Linked DNA regions of Homo sapiens: region 2 is linked to region 1. A link is a contact called in ENCODE Hi-C or POLR2A ChIA-PET data. All regions are on one chromosome and are shown on one strand. The core of a region is the stretch at or near the end of the contact, and the rest is flanking DNA. Distances in the headings are between cores, read along the strand shown.

Evidence for each region. A loop is a pair of places that touch in the nucleus more often than their neighbours do. ChIA-PET counts read pairs that join two places held with the same protein, here RNA polymerase II (POLR2A). Pooled maps may share reads with other maps.
Region 2: a pooled map shows a loop between it and region 1 (2.9-fold over the local background). The contact joins the promoter of FLAD1 here to the promoter of RPS27 in region 1. A Hi-C loop is called at or near these places in 6 of 50 pooled maps. POLR2A ChIA-PET finds 5 or more read pairs at or near these places in 2 of 52 experiments (BJ and activated B cell).

The regions. Positions count from the first base shown.
Region 1 is chr1:153,988,318-153,992,011 of GRCh38, forward strand. RPS27 (ribosomal protein S27) reads left to right here and starts at 2,445. Exons shown (of 4, transcript NM_001030.6): 1 at 2,445-2,485; 2 at 2,798-2,906; 3 at 3,249-3,359. The coding sequence starts at 2,480. It also overlaps a transcript of RAB13 not described here. RefSeq lists enhancers at 2,170-3,369, 2,326-2,685, 2,383-3,363.
Region 2 is chr1:154,981,448-154,985,141 of GRCh38, forward strand. It overlaps FLAD1 (flavin adenine dinucleotide synthetase 1), which reads left to right and starts at 1,897. Exons shown (of 7, transcript NM_025207.5): 1 at 1,897-2,619. The coding sequence starts at 2,248. RefSeq lists enhancers at 1-549, 1,150-1,747 and a silencer at 1,630-1,809.

The DNA.
Region 1 (3,694 bases), core at 1,195-3,694:
AGTCTTGCTCTGTCGACCTAGGCTGGGGTGCAGTGGCGCGATCTCGGTTCACTGCAAGCTCCGCCTCCTGGGTTCACGCCATTCTCCCGCCTCAGCCTCCTGAGTAGCTGGGACTACAGGCGCCCGCCACCACCCGGCTAATTTTTTGTATTTTAGGGAGAGACGGGGTTTCACCGTGTTAGCCAGGATGGTTTTGATCTCCTGACCTCGTGATCTGCCCGCCTTGGCCTCCCAAAGTGCTGGGTTTACAGGCGTAAGCCACCGCGCCCGGCCTATTTTTATTTTTATTTTTTTAATTTTTATTGTTTATTTTGAGGTGGAGTTTCGCTCTTGTTGCGTAGGCTGGGGTGCAATGGTGTGATCTGGGCTAACCGCAGCTTCCGCCTCCCTGGTTCAAGCGATTCTCCTGCCTCAGCCTCGCGAGTAGCTGAAATTACAGACACCCGCACTACCCCCTGCTAATTTTGTATTTTTAGTAGAGACGAGCTTTCTCCATGTTGGTCAGGCTGCTCTCGAACTCCCGACCTCAGGTGATCCACCCACCTCTGCCTCCCAAAGGCCTGGGATTACAGGCGTGAGCCACTGCGCCCAACCTTTGTTTTTACTTTTATTTTATTTTTTGAGACAAAGTTTTGCTCGTCACCCAGGCAGAAGTGCAATGGCTCAATCTCTGGTCACTGCAACCTCCGCCTCTTGGGTTCAAGCGATTCTCCAGCCTCAGCTTCCCGAGTAGCTGGGATTACAGGCGCCTGCCACGACGCCCAGCTAAATTTTTTTTTTTTTTTTTTTTTTTTAGTCGAGACGGGGTTTCACCATGTTGGCCACGCTGGTCTCGAACTCCCGACGTCACGTGATCCGCCCGCCTCAGCCTCCCAAAGTGCTGGGATTACAGGCCTGAGCCACCGCGACCGGCAAAGAAAAAATTATTATTATTATTATTATTATTATTTGAGACGGAGTCTCGCTCTGTCGCCCAGGCTGCAGTGCAGCGGCGCGATCTCCGCTCACTGCAAGCTCCGCCTCCCGGGTTCACGCCATTCTCCTGTCTCAGCCTCCCGAGTAGCTGGGACTACAGGCGCCCGCCACCGCGCCCGGCTAATTTTTTGTATTTTTAGTAGAGGCGGGGTTTCACCGTGCTAGCCAGGATGGTCTCGATCTCCTAACCTCGTGATCCACCCGCCTCGGCCTCCCAAAGTGCTGGGATTACAGGCGTGAGCCACGGCGCCCGGGCAAGAAAAAATTATTCAAGGGAGTCTCTCTCGAGCCTATTCTGGCTGCCTATAAAAAATTAAAGGCCGGACGCGGTGTCTCACGCCTGTATTCTCAGCACTTTGGGAGACCGAGGCAGGTGGATCACGTGAGGTCGGGAGTTCAATACCAGCTTGGCCAACATGGTGAAACCCCGTCTCTACTAAAAATACAAAATTAGCCGGGCATGGTGCCGCATGCCTGTAATCCCAGCTACTCGGGAGGCTGAGGCAGGAGAATCGCTTGAACGCGGGAGGCGGAGGTTGTGGTGAGCCGAGATGGCGCCATCACACTACAGCCTGGGCAACAAGAGCAAAACTGTGTCTAAAAAAAAAATAAAAATAAAAATAAAAAAAAAGAAGGCATCTTTCACTTATCCCCATCACCTTCCGTGTCCATGCTTGTCCCTTCTCAAGCTAAACTATTCAATCTCTTTTTGTCCATTCTCTCACCTCTCATTATCTCCTTGAGTCTTCCCTATTTCTTTTCACTGACCAAACCATGTCTCCCCTGTTTATTTATTTATTTAAGACAGAGTCTTGTTCTGTCACCCAGGCTGGAGTGGATCTCGGCTCACTGTACTTCCGCCTCCCAGGTTCATGCGATTCTCCTGCCTCAGCCTCCAGAGTAGCTGGGATTACAGGCACACGCCACCACGCCTGGCTAATTTTCGTATTTTTAGTAGAGACGGGGTTTCACTATGTTGGCCAGGCTGGTCTTGAACTGCTGACCTCAGGTGATCCACCCGCCTTGGCCTCCCTAAGTGCTGGGATTACAGGCATGAGCCACTGCGCCCGGCCTAAACTGTTAAATTAAACCAATAGAAAAAGAGTTAAGAATATAGGTATTTAAAAAATAGGACGGAAGTCCTGGATATGGCTCCTTCTCCCTGGTGTTTTCCTCAACCTTTCCTATTTATTAGGCTCCAACTGTCAAGGTATGGCACAAAATTTTAAAAGTGTCCATTTATCCCTGGATAGTGATCAAACGCTGACCTCAAATTAGCAAGGTAACCCTCTCAACATGGTGACGCATATGTGTCACAACTAACAGTTAAAGACCTTCCGAAAATGGCAGCTCCCTTGTCTCCCCACTGCGGCGGATCAAAGTAAGACGTTCCAAACATGGTGGCACAAGATCCTTGCGTCATTTCCTGTAGTGTGCTCTATATAAGGGGCAGGATTTCCGCTTTCGCTCCTTTCCGGCGGTGACGACCTACGCACACGAGAACATGCCTGTGAGTGCTTTGGTCCAGGTTTCGGCGGAGATCTCGCTGTTCTGTCCGAACTCTCCCCTCACGCTGATTTCGGATCGTAGAGGGTCCTCATTTACCCTCTGCACTTCTTAGGACATTAACTCCAGGGACCGCAGCGGCCCACGGGCCACCCGCATAGACGGGAGCGGAGAGGAGATAAGATGGCGGCCCAGCTGCGCAGACACCAGGGGCGGCGAGGGGCGAGCTCTCCCCGGTGTGTGACAGTGGGGGCTATTTTCGACCATCCCATTTTCGCTGTTGGTTTCTAAATCTCTGCATTTCTGTCCCTCTTAGCTCGCAAAGGATCTCCTTCATCCCTCTCCAGAAGAGGAGAAGAGGAAACACAAGAAGAAACGCCTGGTGCAGAGCCCCAATTCCTACTTCATGGATGTGAAATGCCCAGGTGAGGAGACGGCTTGCTGTAGTGGGGAAAGCACTGGACCTCAACAGTTGGAAAATGTTGTAGTGTTAGCTGTCTCGTATCCTTGAAGCTGTGCAGCAGCTTCAGTTTCTTCGCCTGTGGAAAATATTTTCCCTGATACTCTTAAAATTTGAATGTATGAGACTGGCAAAGTTTTGCATCTTAGGAGGAGTGATTCATTTCACCGTGATCTCTCATCACATTTCACATACAACCCCTACGTTTTTTTGTGTTGGGAAACAATGTAATGGATGATGAGTTGGGCATAAGTGCAGGAAAGACGGGTGTAATAGAGGAAAAAAATGTTATCTGCTTTTCTTTCAGGATGCTATAAAATCACCACGGTCTTTAGCCATGCACAAACGGTAGTTTTGTGTGTTGGCTGCTCCACTGTCCTCTGCCAGCCTACAGGAGGAAAAGCAAGGCTTACAGAAGGTAAATGGTTTACTAATGTGATTTGGGGCTTTGAGTTTGATTTTTAGAAATGGAAACATTTCTTAGGATTTTTCGGTCTTAACAGTGACAGGGATCATCTATAATGTAAATTTTTAGACAAGAAGTGTTGGATTTGGTTGTTTTAACTAGATACTACCAAAAGCTATGTATTAATCTCAAAGCACTACTGTCTAAAGCGGGGATAAATGGGTGATAAAAGGGCTTAAGTTGATAGGAAGTAACCAGTGATACAAATGCGCAGGTAGCTAAGAGTTGAGAAAAAAGATGTAGCTTTCTGTGGGTGGATCATCATGCATCTGCTTTTTTGGGAGAGG
Region 2 (3,694 bases), core at 647-3,146, 990 kb after region 1:
TTGCGCCACTGCACTCGAGCCTGGGCAACAGAGAGACCCTGGTTCAAAAAAAAAAAAGGGAGGGGGGGCTTATTACTTAAAAGAATGGTCTAGACACCTGATCACCTGGGTCCACCATTCACTGTGTTTTGTGGTTGTGTGGCATCCCTTCACCTTTCTGAGCCTGTTCCTCATCTGTAAAATGAGCATGATGTGTATCTTACAGGGTATTTTTTTTCTTTTTGATGGAGCCTCGTTCTGTCGCCCAGGCTGGAGTGCAGTGACACAATCTCGGCTCACTGCAAGCTGCGCCTCCCGGGTTCACGCCATTCTCCTGCCTCAGCCTCCTGAGTAGCTGGGACTACAGGCTCCCGCCACCACGCCCGGCTAATTTTTTGTGTTTTTAGTAGAGACGGGGTTTCTCCATGTTGATCAGGCTGGTCTCCAGCTCCTGACCTCAGGTGATCCGCCCGCCTCGGCCTCCCAAAGTGCTGGGATTACAGGCGTGAGTCACCGCGCCCGGCCTTTTTTTCTTTTTTTCAATTGAGAGAACTCAAGCAATCCTCCCTCCTCAGACTCCCAAAGTGCTGCGCCCGACCAAGGGTTTTGAAGAGTAAAATTTGGCAAGGTGTGGTTTACCAGTCCTACAAAGAATGAATTCGGCCCGGCGCGGTGGCTCACGCCTGTAATCACAGCACTTTGGGAGGCCGAGGCGGGCGGATCACGAGGTCAGGAGATCGAGACCATGCTGGCTAACACAGTGAAACCCCGTCTCTACTAAAAAAAAAATGAAAATAAAAAAATTTTTAAAAAAAAGCCGGGCATGGTGGCGGGCGCCTGTAGTCCCAGCTACTCGGGAGGCTGAGGCAGGAGAATGGCGTGAACCCGGGAGGCGGAGCTTGCAGTGAGCCGAGATCGCGCCACTGCACTCCAGCCTGGGTGACAGAGGGAGACTCCGTCTCAAAAAAACAAAGAATGAATTCGGGCCCTTACCATTCAAAATGTAGTCCATAGAGCAGTGGGATCACCATCACATGGGAACTAGCTAAATGCAGATCTCAGGCCCCACCCAAACCTACTGAATCAATCTGCATATGAAAAGATCCCCAGATTATTGTTGGAAAAAAGTTTAAGATGTACTTTTAGAACAAAGGCAACTGAAATGGGGGTAAGCTCGGATGATGTGAGGATCCAGAGTAAACATGTAAGGCACTCCCTATTCGCTGCCTCATTTGCACCTACAAGACCAATTACTGGGAAAGGTCATTTGAACTAAGCACCATCTGGAGCAAGGTGGAGGAAGAGAGGGTTTTTGGACTCTTTCTTGTCAAAGAGATTTAAGTAATTCGTTTTGTCTACTATACTAGAGATAAATTAAGGTTCCACACATCAAAAGCTCACCTACTCCAGGGTCTTCATATCCGACAGACAGTGGTAATAATCTTTCTCGGTGTCCCTCCAACTTCCTTCTGCTATAAATAAGATGCTTTCTCACTCCAGTAAAAGCCCTTAGCCTAGTGTTAGAGTCACGGTGAATGAAAACAGCTTAAACCATGGCTAACTGACCCATTAAACAAAACAAAACAAAGCAACACATGCATAACAATTATTTGAATCCAGCACCAGAAACTCCCCGAGGGCCTTACAGCACCTTTAACTACGGCTCCTTTCCCGCCCTAAACTCCCGAGGTCCCGCCCCCGACCGTGGGCTAAGGTCCGGCCCCCGTATTTCCGGGCGAGAAGTGACCACGTGGTTGTCGCCTATAACAATCCGGCCCTGCTCCCATCCACTGGCTAAAGCCTGAGAGCGACAGTTGAATACACCAATGGGACCCTGGAAGAGTCTAAGCGACAGCCAAAATCACCATTCAATGTCAGCTAGGTGCAAGGCGGGACTTTAAGTACGGAAGCTGCCCCGGGACATGAGGAAAGGAACAAGGGAAAGAGCCGGTGAAGGGGCAGAACAGGCAGGTGAGAGTCTAAGAGGGCTCAGTAATCTGAAGCTTGGTGGGAAGAAGGGATTCTGGGCTAGAAAGGGTGCAGAAGCCTGAAGTAGAAAGAGACGGGATTTTGGTCCGGGGTGGAGAGCGAATGCATTGAAAAGGGCCAAGGCCCAGGATAAGGTAGACATTTAAAGGGGTACGGATGCCCAAGGTAGAGCAGACACTTGAGGAGACCAGCTCAGCAAACGGAAGACACTTAAAGTGGTAGGTTCTCAAGAGAGAAGAAGTTTTTAAGACTAGAGCTAAGCAAGACATTTAAAAGGACATGGGTTGGGATTTGGGAACACGTTTATTCCAGAGGCAGGAACAAAGGAGTCGCTTGTCAAGGATCTGGTTAGAGAAGACTAGGGTCTTCCTCGAAGGAAGCACGCGCACGCCTGCTCTCCCCCATTGTCTTTTCTGGCTTCTCCAGGTTCCCTCGACCCAGGACCCCCTGTTCCCAGGCTATGGCCCCCAGTGCCCTGTAGACCTGGCAGGCCCCCCGTGCTTGCGACCCCTATTTGGGGGTCTGGGTGGCTACTGGAGGGCCTTGCAGAGGGGCAGAGAAGGCAGGACCATGACATCTAGGGCCTCTGAACTTTCTCCGGGGCGCAGCGTGACGGCTGGCATCATCATTGTTGGAGATGAGATCCTTAAGGTGTGTCTGGGACAGAAAAGGGGGGAGGGCGCTGCGTTCTCCTGTCCTTAAGGGCCTGCTGCACATCCCTCCATGGAAGGAGGTGAAACAGGGTGGGAGCCTCTTTGCTGCAGTAGGATCCTGGAGTGAATCCAGCATATTGGAGGAAAATTAACCCTCATTCTTTCAATTACTCTACTGAAAAACTTGTAGCAAAGTCCCTACAATTTTTCAACCTGAGAGAGCTGATTGAAAAAAAGAAAAATAAAAAGGTCATTGCAATTTACCAAGCAGTATGGTAGAGGGCAGAGGAGCTACACAACAATGACAGGAAGCCCCTCGAGTAGAGGAGGTACAGGTGTGTGTATTGTATATTTAAGAGTTTTGGCCGGGTGCGGTGGCTCACGCATGTAATCCCAGCACTTTGGGAGGCCGAGGCGGGTGGATCACGAGTTCAGGAGTTCGAGACCAGCCTCAACATGGAGAAACCCCATCTCTACTAAAAATACAAAATTAGCCAGGCGTGGTGGTGCATGCCTGTAATCCCAGCTACTTGGCAGGCTGAGGCAGGAGAATTGCTTGAACGTGGGAGGCGGAGGTTGCAGTGAGCTGAGATCGTGCCATTGCACTCCAGCCTGGGCAACAAGAGCGAAACTCCGTCTCAAAAAAAAAAAAAAAAAAAAGAGTTTTACCCAGCCTTTTTGGAAATGACTCAAGGTACTCAGCGTAGTGGATAAGTGAGCTAGAAGGAAGGTACTAGAAGGGATGAATCCCCTCCGAATGATCAGGAAAGTCTTACTAGAGGACATAACAGATGACACGGGTTTTTTTGTTTTTGAGACAAGATTTTGCTCTGTCACCTAGGCTGGAGTGCAGTGGCACAGTCACAGCTCACTGAAGCCTCCATCTTCCAGGCTCAAGCAGTCCTCCTGCCTCAGCATCTGGAGTTGCTGTGACTACAGGTGTTAGCCGCCACACCTGGCTAATTTTTTTTTTTTTTTTTTTTTTTTTTTTTTTTTCAGAAACGGTCTCACTATGTTGCCCAGGCTGGTCTCAAACTCCTGGGCTCAAGCAATCCTCCCACACCTTGCTGGGA